Regions from separate parts of the Homo sapiens genome. Here region 2 is linked to region 1. A link is an interaction called in ENCODE POLR2A ChIA-PET data of the cell type or tissue named here. Cell type or tissue: Caco-2. All regions are shown on one strand. Each heading gives the region's core, and the rest is flanking DNA. Links, peaks and the distances in the headings are about the cores only. Region 1 holds the start of LOC124909363 (a long non-coding RNA gene). Region 2 overlaps CLASP2 (cytoplasmic linker associated protein 2).

Region 1 (9,196 bases), core at 485-8,484:
TGTAGGATTAGATAAGCATACTTGCTATCTGTATACACATTTATTCTTTTTCCCTTTCCCAGTTCTAAGGCTCGGGTAAGTGCCACTAGTTCTGCTAACTGGGCACTGGTCCCTGGGGGAAGAGGCTTACTTTCAAGTATGGTTACCTCACTAACTATGGCGTAACCTGCCCTTCATATCCCATTCTCCACAAATTAACTTCCATCAGTATATAGGTTAAGGTCAGGATTAGTTAAGGGGAATGCTAAGAGATCATCTCAGGTGGCAGAAGTTTGGACTATAATTTGTTGGCAGTCATGCTCGATTGGTTCCCCATCCTCTGGGAGAAAAGTGGCAGGGTTGAGGGCCACGCATATGCATATTTGAAGCACCGGTCCCTTAAGGAGTAGCGCCTGGTATCTAAGTAGGCAGTTGTCTGATAGCCATAACTTCCTTTGGCACCTAGTAGGCCATTTACATCATGAGTAGTCCAGACAGTGAGATCCTTTCCTTGTATTATTTTGATAGCCTCTGACACTAAGATGGCCACTGCTGCAACTACCCTTAAACAGTGAGGCCAGCCTTTTGCTACCATGTCAATTTCCTTACTTAGGTATGCCACTGGTTGTGGGGTTGTACCGTGAGTCTGAGTAAGGACTCCAAGAGCTATCCCAGCTCTCTCTGTGACGTATAAAGAGAAGTTTTGTCCTGTGGGAAGGCTTAAAGCTGGAGCTCGTACTAGGGCCTGCTTTAAGGTTTTAAAGGCTGTTTCTGCCTCTGGTTCCCATTCTACTAGATGAGTATTTGCCTTCTGGGTTTCCTTGATTAGAGTATACAGGGGCCTGGCTATCTCCCTGCATCCAGGGATCCATACTCGGCAAAAGCAGGTAATTCCAAAGAACCCCCGCAACTGTTTTAATGTTTTAGGGCAAGGATAAGCCAGTATAGGCTGTATTTATTCCTTGCTGAGGGTCCTGGTCCCTCTGGCTAAGACTAGGCCTAGATATTTGACCTGATATAGGCAAAGCTGGGCCTTCGACCTAGACACCTTGTACCCTTGATTAGCTAGAAAGTTCAAGAGATCTAGAGTAGCCTGCTGGCACGAGGCTTCCGAACTGGTAGCCAAAAGTAAATCATCCACATATTGAAGGACCAGAGTGCCTGGACTTGAGAAGTGGCCTAGATCTTGGGCCAGTGCCTGACCAAACAGATGAGGGCTATCCCTAAACCCTTGGGGCAAGACCATCCACGTAAGTTGGGACATGTGGTCTGTGGGATCCTCAAAGGCAAAGAGGAACTGGGAGTCAGAGTGCAGGGGAATACAGAAGAAGTCATCCCTGAGGTCCAGAACCGTGAACCATTCTGCTTCCTCTGGTATTTGAGAGAGCAGGGTATAGGGGGTTGGGTACAACTGGATATAGAGGAATTACTGCCTCATTGACGAGTCTAAGATCTTGCACTAGTCTCCACTGACCATTTGGTTTTTGTACTCCTAGAATTGGGATGTTGCAGCGACTGCTGTATTTCCTTCCTAAGCCTTGAGCTTTTAAATGTTTAACAATATTCTGTAATCCTTTATGAGCTTCAGGCCTTAAGGGATATTGCCTTTGATAAGGAAAAGTGGTGGGATCTTTTAACCTGATTTGGATTGGGCAGGCATTTCTTGCCCTTCCAAATTGTCCTTCCAATGCCCAGACTTCGGGGTTGATTCCCTCCTCAAGTAGGGGACAACAAATGGGTAACTTGTTCCCCATATTCATGTAGATAATAGCTCCAGCCTTGGCTAATATATCCCTCCCTAATAAGGGTGTGGGAATTTCAGGCATAACTAGAAAGGCACGTGAAAAGAGCAAAGTCTCCCAATTACAGCTGAGGAGGTGGGAGAAATACCTGGTTACAGGCTGTCCCAGGATTCCTCAGATGGTAACGGACCTTGAGGACAGTCGTCCAGGACAGGAGATTAACACTGAGAAGGCCACGCCAGTGTCCAGGAGGAAGTCAATTTCCTGGCCCTCAATAGTTAAACATATCAGGGGCTCAGTGAGGGTGATGACATGAGCTGGCGCTTGCCCCGGGCACCCTCAGTCCTATTGTTGGATCATCTGGTTGGGGGCTTCTGACCCAGAGAACCTTCATCCTCTGGGGCAGTGCACCTTCCAGTGATTGCCTTGGCATAGTGGACATGGATGAGGGGGCAGCTTGTTTCTCATTGGACAATCTTTTTTAAAGTGTCCTAGTAAACCATACTGGTAACAAGTCTTACCGGGTGTTTGGCCTGCTCCATTTTCTGTCCTCTCTGAACCACCAAGGTTTGTTGGTCTGAGGGCCATGACTAAGGCTGCGGCCTTTCTCTGATCTCGCTTTTCCTTTTGGGCCTGTTCCTCTTGGTCCCTATTATAAAACACTGAGGTTGCCAGGTTTAATAATGCCTCTAGGTTTTGTTCAGGACCCAGGGCTTGCTTTTGGAGCTTTCTCCTGATATCTGTGGCTGATTGGGTAATAAACTTATCTTTTAGAATCAATTGACCCTCAAGTGATTCGGGTGACAGGGGAGTATATTTTCTTAAGGCCTCTCGTAGCCGCTTGAGGAAGGCAGAAAGATTTTCTTCCTTTCCCTGAGTTATGGTGGACATCACTGAATAATTCATGGGCTTTTTTCTAATTCTCCTTGGTCCTTCTAGAACACAGGTCAACAGATGTTTACGACTCCAGTCCCCATGATCTGCATCAAGGTCCCAGTGGGGATCCATAGTGGGGATGGCTTGCTGACTGGTAGGGAATTTGTCCCTTTCTTCAGCTGTCATTCTATCATTTACTGACTTAAGATACCAGGTATCTCCAAACTCTCAGTCTGCAGCTAAAGCCGCATTCTTTTCATTAAAGGCCAGGGTTTGATCTAACAGTAGCATGACATCTCTCCAAGTGAGGTCAAAGGTTTGCCCTAGACCCTGTAGGACATCTATGTACCTATCAGGATCATCTGAAAACTTCCCCAGGTCTGCCTTGATCTGTTTTAAATCAGAGAGGGAGAAGGGGACATGTACCCGGGTTGGGCCAAATTCCCCTCCCTGTACAGCTTGAAGGGGCCATAACCAATAGCCCAGGGGTTTTTGTGGTCCTTTGGAGATTTCTTTGCTTATTTCCTTCTGGGCAGGGGAGATTAGAGGAGGCTTATCATTAATAGGAAGGGGAGCTATAGGGAGGCTAGGATATGGGGGTAAGCTGAGAGGTCCTCCTGTGGGATGTAAATTGTAAGCTTTGCATAGTTGTGTATTCTCCCTCAATGAAAAGAAAGCTTGGACATAAGGTATTTCACTCCATTTGCTTTCCCTCTTACAGAAAAGGTCAAGCTGCAGGATAGTATTGTAATTTGTACTTCCCTTAGGTGGCCATTTTTCCCCATCAGAGAGAGAATATTGGGGCCAAGCCGTAGTGCAGGAAAAAATGAGCCACCTCTTCTTCAGGGTTTGTGGGTCAAATTGGTCCCAGTGGCTTAGTATGCATTTCAAGTGTGAGCCTGTTGATGCCTGAGTGTTTCCCATCTGAAAGACAAAACCGCCTGCAGTTTTGGTTTTTTTTTTTGTTTCTCCCCCTGCCCAAGAACCCTCAATGGTCCCTGGCCCCTGCTGATCTGAATAGTTGCGCTCACTGACGCAGCAGCAGAAACAACCCCTGTCCAAGAACCCGCAACAGTCCCTGGACCCTGCTGATCGGAATAGTTGCCCTCACCGACGCAGCAGCAGAAACGCTAGTTTTCCTCCCAGACCACATGGAGGACCGAGGAAGGTCAGATTTAGTGTCCCTTACTGACGCATTCTCGAAAACCTGCACGCTTGCATGTCCTCCTGGACCACAAGGAGGCCTGACCAAGAAAAATCGGATTTAGTGGCCCTTACCGACGCATTCTTGAAAACCTGTTAGAGTCCTAAGCATTGTCCTGTTAGTACTGGGGCTTTACCCCTCTCCTATAAAGATGTTATGCCCCAAAAATGAAGTGGAGGGCCATACCCTGTGGGAGGGAAGGGATCTCCAGGGTTGGAAGAGTGACGCCTTTTGTCCTCACTTATGTGAATAGGAAGGATACAATTTCTGAGGCTCCCCATATCCTAGCTTCAGGAATAGCTTTTGTTAGGCCTATTAGTCTGAGGAGGGATCCTAAAATTCCAGGTAGTCCCCACTATGACGGGCTTTGGGCAAAAATTATGTCTTTCTGATTGGGGAGCCCAGGTGCCTAAAGAAGGTAACAGAGTCCTGGAGTTTATACTAGAAATCATTCTTATAGGAGAAATGAGAAAAGCACCAGAGACAGGTAGCAATTTTTAGAAGTGGGACTAACCTCAGAGAAGAGAGGTGAGAGGAAGTTTGTCTGGCAGGCATTAGGACCCAGGGGGCAAGAGTCAGGATAGATAGGATAGATGGGCGAGTCTCGCTTGGGCGACATGCCTTTGAGAGTTCTGCTCATGGCCCCAGGGTCAACCAACTTGTTGTCAGGACCCTGGAGTTGCATACTTTCCTCTCTGTCTACCCTCGGCTCAGCCCAGAAGTACAGGAAAAGCGGAAGCTGGTTTTAGGCAAACCAACGCTCCCAACTCCGAAGAGTCAGGGGTTGTTAGAGAGCCCTTTCTCAGAAAGCCTGACACCCATGTCTTTAGTCCGGCGGCCGCGCTAGTCACTTTTAACTGGCTGACAGATGCCCAGTATTTAGCCCCCAAATTCTAAGGAAAAATAGGACAGAATAGCAAGCGAAAGGGGTCCGATGGTACTCACTGCTTGGCGATAGGCGATTGTTTTGCTGCTCAGCGATAGACGATGGTCTCACCACTTGGCGATAGTCTCACCGCTTGGCAATAGGTGATAGTCCCTTTGTGGTTGCCAAAATGTGTCTGGAATTGGTGGGTTCTTGGTCTCACTGACTTCAAGAATGAAGCCACGGACCCTCGTGGTGAGTGTCACAGTTCTTAAAGGCGGCATGTCCAGAGTTTGTTCCTTCTGATGTTTGGATGTGTTCAGAGTTTCTTCCTTCTGGTGGGTTCGTGGTCTTGCTGGCTTAGGACTGAAGCTGCAGACCTTCGCGGTGAGTGTTACAGCTCTTAAGGCAGCACATCTGGAGTTGTTTGTTCCTCCTGGTGGGTTCGTGGTCTCACTGGCTTCAGGAGTGAAGCTGCAGACCTTCGCGGTGAGTGTTACAGCTCGTAAAGGCAGTGTGGACCCAAAGAGTGAGCAGCAGCAAGATTTATTGCAAAGAGCTAAAGAACAAAGCTTCCACAGTGTGGAAGGGGACCCGAGCGGGTTGCCACTGCTGGCTCAGGCAGCCTGCTTTTCTTCTCTTATCTGGCCCCACCCACATCCTGCTGATTGGTCCATTTTACAGAGAGCCGCATGGTCTGTTTTGATAGGGCACTGATTGGTCCATTTTGACAGGGTGCTGATTGGTGCGTTTACACAATGGCACGAGCTCAGCTCACTGCAACCTCCACCTCCTGGGTTCAAGCACTTATCCTGCCTCAGTCTCCCAAGTAGCTGGGATTACAGGCATGTGCCACCACATCCGGCTAATTTTGTATTTTTAGTAGTGACAGGGTTTCTCCATGTTGGTCAGGCTGGTCTCGAACTCCTGACCTCAGGTGATCCACCCACATCAGCCTCCCAAAGTGCTGGGATTACAGGCATGAGCCACCACGCCTGGCCCAGACTCTTAAAACTATATACCCATTAGAGACCTAAAACTAACAAAAACAAAAAACCAACCAGAAAAAAAAAAAAAAAAAAAAAAAAAAAACTTTCTCTGAAAACAGACAACATCCTAGACATGGACAACTTTCCCAAGATCACAAATCAAGACTTCTCTACCATCATGAGACTCTTACCTCTTAATTTTTTCCTTACATATGCCTCTATAGACAATAAAAATAAATAAAAGTCTTATATGCACTCATAGAATATAGTTTTATTTATAAAAGATTTCAAAGCCAGTCTTCTAACAAACAACCTTGTGCCTTAATAAATTAAAAAATAGGCTGGGTGCAGTGGCTCATGCCTGTAATCCCAGCACTTTGGGAGGCCAAGGCAGGCAGATCACGAGGTTAGGAGGTCGAGACCATTCTGGCCAATATGGTGAAACCCCGTCTCTACTAAAATACAAAAAAATTAACCAGGCATGATGGCGGGCACCTATAGTCCCAGCTACTCAGGAGGCTGAGGCAGGGGCATCACTTGAACCCAGGAGGAGGAGGTTGCAGTGAGCCGAGATCGCACCACTGCACTCCAGCCTGGCAACAGAGCAAGACTCTGTCTCAAAAAAAAAAAATTAAACAATTAAAAAACCCCAATATAGATAACTGATGTTAATACCTTTATTACCTCATAATCAGTCAAAAACTTTAGTCCACTCCTCTTAACCAATATCATAAATTTAAAAAAAAACATTGCCAGGAGGCCTTCAGTCTTGTAGATACAGACATCATTTATTGTCTCTTTTTCCATAATTTAGAATAAATGAAGCAATGATTAGAAATTTATCCCTCATGGCCAGGCATGGTGGCTCACACCTGTAATCCAACACTTTGGGAGGCTGAGGCGTGTGGATCACATGGTTAGGAGTTCGAGACCAGCCTGGCCAAAATGGTAAAACCCTGTCTCTACTAAAAACACACACACACACAAAAAAACAAAAAAACCTGGGCATAGAGGTGCACGTCTGTAATCCCAGCTACTCAGGAGGCTGAGGCAGGAGAATCACTTGAACCCAGGAGGTGGAGGTTGCAGTGAGCCGAGATTGTGCCACTGCACTCCCGCCTGGCAACAGAGTGAGACTCTCTCAAAAAAAAAAAAAGGAAAAAAAAAGAAATTTATCCCTCATGGCCGGGCGCGGTGGCTCACACCTGTAATCCCAGCACTTTGGGAGGCCGAGGTGGGTGGATCTCCTGAGGTCAGGAGTTCAAGACCAGCCTGGCCAACATGGTGAAACCCCATCTCTACTGAAAAAAAATATACAAAAAATTAGCTGGGCATGGTGGCGGGTGCCTGTAATCCCAAAAACTCAGGAGGCTGAGGCAGGAGAATCACTTGAACCTGGAAGGCAGAGGTTGCAGTGAGCCAAGATTACACCATTGCACTCCAGCTTGGGCAACAAGAGCAAAACTCCATCTCAAAAAAAAAAAAGGCCGGGCATGATGGCTCACGCCTGTAATCCCAGCACTTTGGGAGGCTGAGGTGGGCGGATCACAAGGTCAGAAGATCGAGACCATCCTGGCTAACATGGTGAAACCCCGTCTCTACTAAAAACAGAAAAAAATTAGCTGGGTGTGCTGGCGGGCACCTGTAGTCCCAGCTACTCGGGAGGTTGAGGCAGGAGAAAGGCATGAACCCGGTAGGTGGAGCTTGCAGTGAGCCGAGATCGCTCCACTGCACTCCAGCCTGGGTGACAGAGCAAGACTCCGTCTCAACAAGTAAAAAAAAAAAAAAGAAAGAAAAAGGAAATTTATCCCTCATAGTAGACTCTATAGCTGACTCTACTGCAAAGGCCATGGCACAACAGACTTTAAGTTCTCTTGCTAAAGTTGTGCTAGATAACGGAATTGCTGTATATTACTTACTGAGATACAGAGAAGTATGTATCTCTGTATGCAGATACTTCTCTGTATCTGCATACAGAGAAGTATGTATCTCTGTATGCAGATACAGAGAAGTATCTGCAGTTGCTCACACTTCTTGTTGCACAGAGATGAACATATCAGGTATTATAGAGATTCAGTTACAGGGGATTAATAAACAAGCTGCTTGGTTAAAACAGCTTGATCTTTTATCTAGCTCTTTCTTTGATCTATTTGATTTTAGTTAGTTTAGTTCATGTTGACCCTGGCTAAGGGGCATACTCCAAAGTCTTGGTATTATCCTCTTGGTAATCTTAATAGTAGTCTCCTATGTGCACTAAGGACTTTCAAAAGTTTTAAATGTTTACATACAATCATCCATAAAATGTCCATAAAATTTAAATAAATAAAAATTCCAACATAATAAAAAAAAAGTATCCTCTACTCTAACGCTTACCAGAAAATAACCTAAAGTCCTTATTCGCACCTTACAAAACCCACTGTTGTACTATTTCCCAATGGGATTTGCGACCAGATAAGTACATTTACAATGGTCAGAAAGTAATGTCAATGTCTAGGATTTTGGTCAACCTCTCTATTTTGGTCAAGTTGAGAGGTTGAACAAAAGGGGAGAAATTGTTAAATTGAGTTTAGCCTAAAGTTGCCTCCTTATAAGTTCAGCCTAAAGGTTTCTCTGTACACAGTAAATTGTAACCTAACTGGATGTATAAATGGTCTATAACCTATTATAACAATCGCTGAGTTTTGGCTAATTACAGGAGGCCAACTGTTCAAATAATACACTCAACCAATCAAGCTGTTTTTATATCTCACTTCTGTTTTCCGTACATCACTGTCCTTTTTCTGTCCATAAATCTTCTTCCACCATGCAACAGTGTTGGAGTCTCTCTGAACATATTCTGGTTCGGGGTGGCTACCTGATTGACAAATCTTTTTTTTGCAAAATTAAACTCTTATATTTAATTTGTCTAAAGTTTTCTTTTAACACTATCCTTCTTTTATATTTTGGTCTCTTTATGACATTACTATTTAGCGCTGCTTGATACTTCTATTTTTTTTCCAGACAGGGTCTCATCTGTCACCCAGGCTAGAGTGGCATTATCATGGCTCACTGCAAGCCTTGACCTCCTGGTCTCAAGTGATCCTCCCACCTCAGCCTCTGGAGTAGCTGGGACCACAGGTGCAGGTCACCATGTCTGGCTAATTAAAAAAATTTTTTTGGCCAGGAGCGGTGGCTCATGCCTGTAATTCCAGCACTTTGGGAGGCTGAGGCAGGCAGATCACGAGGTCAGGAGATCGAGACCATCCTGGCTAACACAGTGAAACCCTGTCTCTATTAAAAATACAAAAAATTAGCCTGGTGTGGTGGCGGCCGTCTGTAGTCCCAGCTACTCGGGAGGCTGAGGCAGAAGAATGGTGCGAACCCCGGAGGCGCAGCTTGCAGTGAGCTGAGATCGCACCACTGCACTCCAGCCTGGGCAACAAAGCAAGACTCTGTCTCAAAAAAAATTTTTCTTTTGTAGAGGCAGGGGTCTCGCTCTGTTGCCCATGCTGGTCTCAAATTCCTAGCCTCAAGAGATCCTCCCCTCTTGGTCTCCCAAAAT
Region 2 (8,000 bases), core at 1-8,000, 130 kb before region 1:
GGAAGGAGATGAGGAACAAAAGACTGCGTATTGGGTACAGTGTACATTGTTCGGGTGACAGGTGCACCAGAATCTCAGAAATCACCACTAGAGAAGTTATTCATGTCACCAAACACCACCTCTACCCCAAAAACCATTGGAAATAAAGCTTTAAAAAATTATAATACTATATTTTTACTGTACCTTTTCTGTGTTTAGGTATTTTTAGATACACAAATATTTACCATTGTGTTACAGTTGCCTACAGTATTGTTAATGGCATACTGTATAGGATTTGTAGCCTAGGAGCAATAAGCTATATACCATATAGATCTGTAGTAGGCTATACCATCTAGGTTTGTGTAAGTACACTCTATGATGTTCACACAATGATAAAATCACCCAACAACACGTTTCTCAGAATGTATCCCATTGTTAAGTGACATATGACTGTATATAGCTTATTCACGTAGAACATGATAGCCATATGAAATGGATTGTCAGATAAGTGATTTCTTTGGAAATCTTGTATACCATTTGTGTTCTAAAAATTATAATAATGTTCTCCTTATTAAACATAGTGTCTTATACCTCCAAAACTGAAAGTATATTTTAGATGATTTACCATTTAGTGCTCATATATGTAGTATACCTTTTTTTTTCCAGGTTATAATTATATTTAAATCTTCCTCGGTCTATTTCCTTTGAGCGTAGAACCTGCCATACTGTCACAGTTTTCTCTGTATTATCAATATTTCTTGAATTTTTATCCTTTCAGCAAATTCTCTTGGCATTTACATGTTAACATTTGTATATGTGTTTGGTGTTCAGCTGGTAGCCGGTCTGGGTCTCCAGGAAGAGTTCTGACCACAACAGCCCTGTCCACTGTGAGCTCTGGTGTTCAAAGAGTCCTGGTCAATTCAGCCTCAGCACAAAAAAGAAGCAAGATACCACGGAGCCAGGGCTGTAGCAGAGAGGCTAGTCCATCTAGGCTTTCAGTGGGTAAGATTTTTTTTTTTTTTTTATGTGAGACATGTAACCCTTTTTTTTTTTTTTTCAGGCTTTGGCAGCATTGAAGACTTTGGAATACAATTAGGACTTACAAATTAGAAGAAAATAACTTAAAAATTCAACAATTGAAGAATAGTTTATGAGTTGAATTAGGTATCTTAAATGTGTAATTCAGGGCCTGGCACAGTGGCTCATGCCTGTAATCCCAGCACTTTGGGAGGCTGAGGGGGGTGGATCACTTGAGGTCAGGAGTTTGAGACCAGCCTGGCCAATACCCCCGTCTCTACTAAAAATACAAAAATTAGCCAGGCATGGTGGTGCATGCCTGTAATCCCAGCTACTCGGGTGGCTGAGGCAGGAGAATCTTTTGAACCTGGGGTGGAGGCTGCAGTGAGCCAAGATCACACTGCACTCCAGCCTGGGCAACGGAGACTCTGTCTCAAAAAAAAAAAAAAAAACCCAAAACAAAACAAACAAACCCTATAATTCATAGGAGCTTTGAAAAATATAGCTAGTACTTTAAAGGAAAAGGTTATTGTGGAATTTTATAACATATTTATCACATATACACATATATACACAGTTTCTTGTGTGTTTGACATTCGTGTTATAGTTCAGCCCTATTCAAATACTAGTAAACTTTAATATTTTCTCTGTGTATTGATTAGGATACTTTCAATTTCAGATAATAGTAATGATAGATGAAGCCAGCTTAAACATTAAAAATGGATTTATTAGTTAAGTTTGAAGATTGTACGGCCTTCAGGATTGACTAATTAACATTGCTATGATGAACCCAAAATCTGCCTATTTTCCCTTTCTCTCACTCTCTCTTCCTTCTTTTCTGCTTTATCAACCATGTTGCTGACTTTGTCCTTAGGATAGCTGCTACTTGATCCGTCATTTCCAGAGCAGAAAGCCCCTAATTATTCCAGTTTATTTTTAATAATTTTTTTTATTGTTTTAAGTCTTTTGCAGATTACCTATGTAACTTTAAAAAATATTCTCATATTTAAAGAAAATACTCATATTTCTATTTCTTGTTTCGTCAACCTCAATCAGTATCTCAACTTCCATACTTTTTCCTTCACCTTCCACTCTTAGAGTTATCAATTTTTACATTATTAAAGTTTACACATACATTTTCTTCTGTATCCACAAGCAAGTCTTATGTACTTGTTCCATAAGTTGGCTTTAAAAGATGAAAAGCTGTAAATAACATATACTGTGTTATGAGTAAATGAATGTTGTTTGCAGCCAAGACACCTAGTGTACTGTGAACCCATTTCTTCCCAAAGGTACAGTGAGTTCCCTAGGGACCACTTGAAGGAGAGTGTTCCTGTTATAAGGAGATGAATTCTCTTTCCTTACATTCCTACCAGTTATTTACTTATGTCATTATAACTTATACCAGTTATTTACTTATTATGCCACGTTTTCATTTGCTGTGTATATAGAAAGTGACTAAGAATAGTGTGCACTTCTCATATCCTTTAGGATTGCTTTCCCTTCAGTATTGCTGAAAGGAAATATGCAGTTCCTTATTTTTTCCAGACTTTCTTTTCAGTTCTCTCTGGATTAGTTGCATCTAGGCCTCTTGCTCAGCTATCTTCTTGAGATTCCTATTTGCTGCTTTCCTGGTTTGAATCACTCCCTCCTGGATCCTCTTTCTCTTCCTTTGCTCTTTTGCTTTGCTCGTACACATTCACAAATAATTCCTTAGAAATAGTGTGTAGGAGTCAAGCTTTTTGAAACCTTACTTGTCTGAGAATGTCTTTATTGAGTAGATGGCACCGATTTCGTTTAGGCCTACAGACTGAATTACTGTTCCTAGCGCTTTTCATTTATTCTGTGCCTGGTATTTGGCCCATGAGCCTCTGAAGTTTTCATCTAACTAATTCACTTCTTTTTGTTTTCCAGACATTATTTTAAATTCTCTACTCCACCTTTAGTCAGTCTTCACCCCTGTTTATTGTTTCTTTCGTTCCATATTTGTGGGTTTTTCATTTGTGAGGAGGTGAGAAAAAGAATGGGAATCGAAAGCATTGGCTTATTTTTTCCTCTTTTGTTTTTGTTTGTTTTAGAGACAGGGTCTTACTCTGTTACCCAGTCTGGAGTGCAGTGAATGATCATAGTTCACTGCGGCCTCGACCTCCTGGGCTCAAGCAATCCTCCTGCCTCATCATCTTAAGTAGCTAGGACTACAGGCATGTGCCACCATCCCCAGCTAATTTTTGTATTTTTTTTGTAGTGAGACAAGGTCTCACTATGTTGCCCAGACTGATCTCGATCTCCCAGCCTCAGGCAGTTCTCCCCACTCACCTACCCATGTTGCTGGAATTACAGGAATGAGCCACTGCACCTGGCATTTTTTCCTCTTTATCTTGAACTGAGAATTTAAGAATGGGTATTTTACTTTAGATTAATATTTGATAAGTATAGGGTTTTTCTCTCTATTAAAAGCAAGATTTTAACCTAAGATACCAAAAGTGTTAGAAGCCTCTATAGTTCAGTGAACAAAGAGAAAAATTGAGTTTTACTGTATTGTACAGTATGTTAAATATTTTTATTTGCAGCATTTTTAGTTTGGTAAAATATTATTTGCCCTTCTAATTTCATACAAACTAGAGGACCATATTTAAGAATTTAACTGTATTCCTGGTAATGCTTCAGCAAGAGTAATTTCTTTTCAGCCTTAGAAAAATTTAAGTTACTGTTCAGTCTTTAAGAAAGAAAAAAACAAAATTTTTTAAAATGCAAACTCTGTTCTGTTTTCTCCCTTACTGTGTGTGCTGCTGTTGCTTCACACCAGCCCGAAGCAGTCGTATTCCTCGACCAAGTGTGAGTCAAGGATGCAGCCGGGAAGCTAGTCGGGAGAGCAGCAGAGACACAAGTCCTGTTCGCTCTTTTCAGCCCCTCGGTACGTATTCGGGCAGGTGTTATGTGCATTGCTTATCCATGGTGTTATCACTATCTGTTAACTTCAGCATACCTGGGATTTAGCTTTCTTTGTCGACAGATCTTTCTCTCTACCCCTTTTCTGTCATTTTGAGGAAAGGAAATTACATGTTTGGGAAATTCCTTTGACTTGATTTACATGTCTGAAATGAATATGTTAGTCATTGTATTAACAGATTGCCTTCATAATCAAGTAAATGTCACACAGGTTTAAACTTCAGAATATTGAAGTCTAGATCTTTCTTAACAAGTAAACCTGCAAATTTAAAGATATTTAAATATTTAATCTCAAGTGAAATGCGGACTAGTTTGATAAAATACTTTTGTCTTTTTCAGCGGAAATGTTAACATTTCAGCTTAGATCATTTAACTTAGGTTACTAAAAAGAATGCCACAAAATAACATCTGAACTACTTATTAATGGTAGGGATTAACATTTTTATAATATTTTACAGTTTAACAGTCATTTCCTATGAGCTAATGCTCTTGTCACTGCGGTAAAACTTGTTTGTCCCCAACTGTATTGTAACCTTGATTGTAATACTATATTTACCTCAATTATAAAAATATTAAATGATTTTTTAAACATTCAGTATTAGGATAACTGGAGAGGTACAGTTTTGTATGTACATTGAGAATCTTTAGAATTTCTGCGTGATCCTTCAGCATTTTAACTAGTATTTTGTTTAAATGCACAAGCCTGTAGCCATTTTAGATTTTTTTTCTTCTTTTTCTTTTTTTTCTTTCTTTCTTTTTTTTTTTTTTTTGAGACGGAGTCTCGCTCTGTCACCCAGACTGGAGTGCAGTGGCACGATCTCGGCTCACTGCAAGCTCTGCCTCCTGGGTTCACACCATTCTCCTGCCTCAGCCTCCTGAGTAGCTGGGACTACAGGCGCCTGCCACCACGCCCGGCTAATTTTTTTGTATTTTCAGTAGAGACGGTGTTTCACCGTGTTAGCCAGGATGGTCTCGATCTCCTGACCTCATGATCCGCCCGCCTCGGCCCCCCAAAGTGCTGGGTTTACAGGCGTGAGCCACTGCACCTGGCCAGATTTTTTTTCTTTAACACAGTGTAGTTTACTGTAATACTTAGAAGGTTGCTCTTTGGACTTTGGAATGCTCAGGGAGAACCTAGTTCTACTTATCCAGTGGAATTCTTATTTCCTCAGATACATATGGTAGTATAGAATTTCTTTCATTGTTGTTGTTGTTGTTGTTTTGAGGTGGAGTCTCACTCTGTTGCCCAGGCTGGAGTGCAGTGGCACGATCTTGGCTCACTGCAACCTCCACCTTCCAGGTTCAATCGATTCTCCTGCCTCAGCCTCCTGAGTAGCTGGGATTACAGGCACCCACCACCACACCCAGCTAATTTTTCTATTTTTAGTAGAGATGGGGTTTCATGATACTGGACCAAGCTGGTCTCGAACTCCTGACCTCAGGTGATCCACCTACCTCGGCCTCCCAAAGTGTTAGGATTACAGGTGTGATCCACTGCACCTGGCCAAGAATTTCTAGTGGTTAATTTCTCATTCTCTGGGCCATTTGGCTCAAATATACTAGGCTTTTTTGTACTGACCTAGAAAACCCCATTAAAGCTAGAATCACAGGAATATGCCCAACCCTTGTTTGTGTTCCAGCCCCAGGTGCCAGAGAGTTTCCCTCTTTCTTTTCCCTCTGTGGGGAGGTGCCAAAGTAAAAAGAACTGTTCCACATCACTAAGGCTGTGTGTGGCAGGTACTTTGTCAGAGATATTTTTAGTTCATATGCAATAGAGTTAGTCTGCAGAATGTCTGTATGTGTGCATGTGCATGCGCATGCACATATACGTGGTGCATCCTCATGGATATACATTTAAAGAAATGAAATAAATCCTACATGTGTATAAAATAATCATCCTACTTTCAGGAGTGGAGGGAAGTGGAGTTGGGTGTGTGGTGGTTTAAGAATGTATATCATAGGGTCAGGTGGCCTGGGTTCATTCCCCAGCTACGTAACCTTTCTATGCCTGAGTTTCCTCATCTATAAAACAAGGATAATAATAGTGTGTACTTCTTAGGATTGTTTTGGAGACTCATAAATGAGAAATACGTGAAAAACTCCCTCAAGGCAGTGCTTGACACATAATGAGCACTCAGTTATCATGGTCATCATGGTCATCATCACTGCTACCACCACTGCTGCTGCTATTACCACTCTACCTCTTCCCCCTGAAACTCTAATCACTTACCCTAGAAACAGTTAAATTACACTTCAGTGGGAAGGATCTCAGATTTCTTAATGGCACCTGCATTTATATAATGTTGATATTGCACGTTCCTAGAAAACATATCAAGAAGAAACCAAAATGTGTTTCTGTACTTTGTAAACCTGTACAATAGTTAGAGATTAGAGGACCTTTATAATCTACTACTAATTACTGTGAAAGTAAACATTGTTTAATATACCAGTTCTTAAAGAAATATTTTGTCTAGTCATTAATATTCTAGTTCATCTCAAAGCTTCCATTTGACAATTTAAAATTACTTAAATTTTAATATTAAAGGAAACAGTTTTCCTGATTCTCATGAAAGTTCCTATTTGCACTGAAGATGACTAAACCTTTTAGTCATAGTTTTAGAAGAATTGGCTTTTTTATAGCCATTTTATTTACATATGGGTACTGCATAGCAAAGGCAGCAGATTAGCCCTGTTTGTTTTGCAGGGATGAAAGGTAGCATTCCCAGAGATTAAGTTGTTCTTGCTATTCCCATTCTCTGCTACATTTGCCTACATTCTTTGGTCCTTTCTATTATTTGTTTCTTTGGTGGAATCCCCTTGTTGCTTATGGCTGGATATTGTTATTCAGCAGATGAATCACAAGTTTAGCCTGAGGGCCCTAAAGCATCAGAAATAAATTAGAGCCGAGCAAAGTTTAACTTCTCTGGAACTTGCACCTTTAGTTTCCATGTATTTCTGGAACCAAGATATTTCAAAGGCTTACTTTATTTCAGACACCTATTATCTTCAAGTCACAGATAACTATTGATTCTGTAAAGTGTTTCAAAGATTTTTGTCCACTAGACATTTTTAAATTTGTTCAACTCCTCCTCATCATTTTAGAAATTATTTCTGTTAGGTAAAATTAAAACTAACAATGTATTTTAGTTTATTTTTCTAATGATACCAGTCACCTTTCGGGGCTAACTAAACATTTTGTGCAGCATTCTCTTAGTTTACATCCTCCTTTCTTTCAGTCTTCCTGTTTATTAAGGCTGTCCTGTAGCAAACAAAAGAGTGACTCATGTTAAAAGTATTTTAACTGCTCTAATATATCTGAGGAAGAATAACTTTCTAAATTAAAGTAATGTATTTTATTAAATATTAAAATGCATTTTTTGGCTATTCATTTCTGTATGTAAAAGAAAAGTTAACTTTATGGTGTTATGCAAAATATGCTAAATTTAGATTTTAGAGCAATATATAGGGAGATATGTCACAAATTTCTACATTTTGGTTAAATTATTAGTATTTTTTTGTATTCAAATGTGCCTTGATATTTAAATAATATACTGAATGCAGAATTTATGTTATGTGAACCATTATGGAAAATGTTAATGTTAACAAAATGAGGTGTATTGACTTTTCAACAATGTAAATTAAAGATGGTACATCTACTGTTTAAGGGCAGAGGAATTAAAAGAGTATAGATACTGAAATGTATCACTTACTAGTAGTGTGGCTATAATCAAATTAATTAATCTCTCTCTAGGCTTTAGCTTCCTCATCTTAGTTTGTTCAGGCTACTGTAACAAAATAACATAGATTATGTACTTTTAAATGACAGAAGTTTATTCGGCATGGTTTGGGAGACTAGGAAGTCTAAGATTAAAGAACCAGCAAATTTGGTGTCTGATGAGGACCCATTCCTTTGTTCACAGATGATGCCTTCTCATTGTGTTTTCAAATGTTAGAAGGAGCTAGCTAGCTTTCTGGGGTCTCTTTTGTAAAGGCACTAATCCCAGTCATTAGGGCAAATTGGCTCCTACAGGCCCCACCTATCTCCTAATACCATC

Evidence for each region. ChIA-PET counts read pairs that join two places held together with the same protein. Peaks named below come from ENCODE experiments on the same cell type or tissue, not always from the same donor. Only the 100,000 strongest peaks of a DNase experiment are listed, where the experiment ranks them.
Region 2: POLR2A ChIA-PET joins it to region 1 with 5 read pairs; 3 of 35 experiments call an interaction of 5 or more read pairs at or near these places.

Annotation. Positions count from the first base shown.
Region 1 is chr3:33,442,688-33,451,883 of GRCh38, reverse strand. LOC124909363 (a long non-coding RNA gene) reads right to left here and starts at 5,331. Exons shown (of 2, transcript XR_007095862.1): 1 at 4,747-5,331. RefSeq lists enhancers at 3,246-3,745, 4,880-5,381. In Caco-2, for the core only: no CTCF peak of the experiment used is centred there; DNase peaks (open chromatin) are centred at 4,461 and 5,353; H3K4me3 peaks cover 1,145 bases.
Region 2 is chr3:33,577,731-33,585,730 of GRCh38, reverse strand. It overlaps CLASP2 (cytoplasmic linker associated protein 2), which reads left to right. Exons shown (of 39, transcript NM_001365631.1): 22 at 811-981; 23 at 3,803-3,910. Among named protein-coding and RNA genes, the nearest start is that of CLASP2, 140 kb to the left of the region's middle. RefSeq lists enhancers at 6,455-7,036, 7,416-7,926, 7,927-8,000. In Caco-2, for the core only: no CTCF peak of the experiment used is centred there; DNase peaks (open chromatin) are centred at 3,280, 3,880 and 6,650.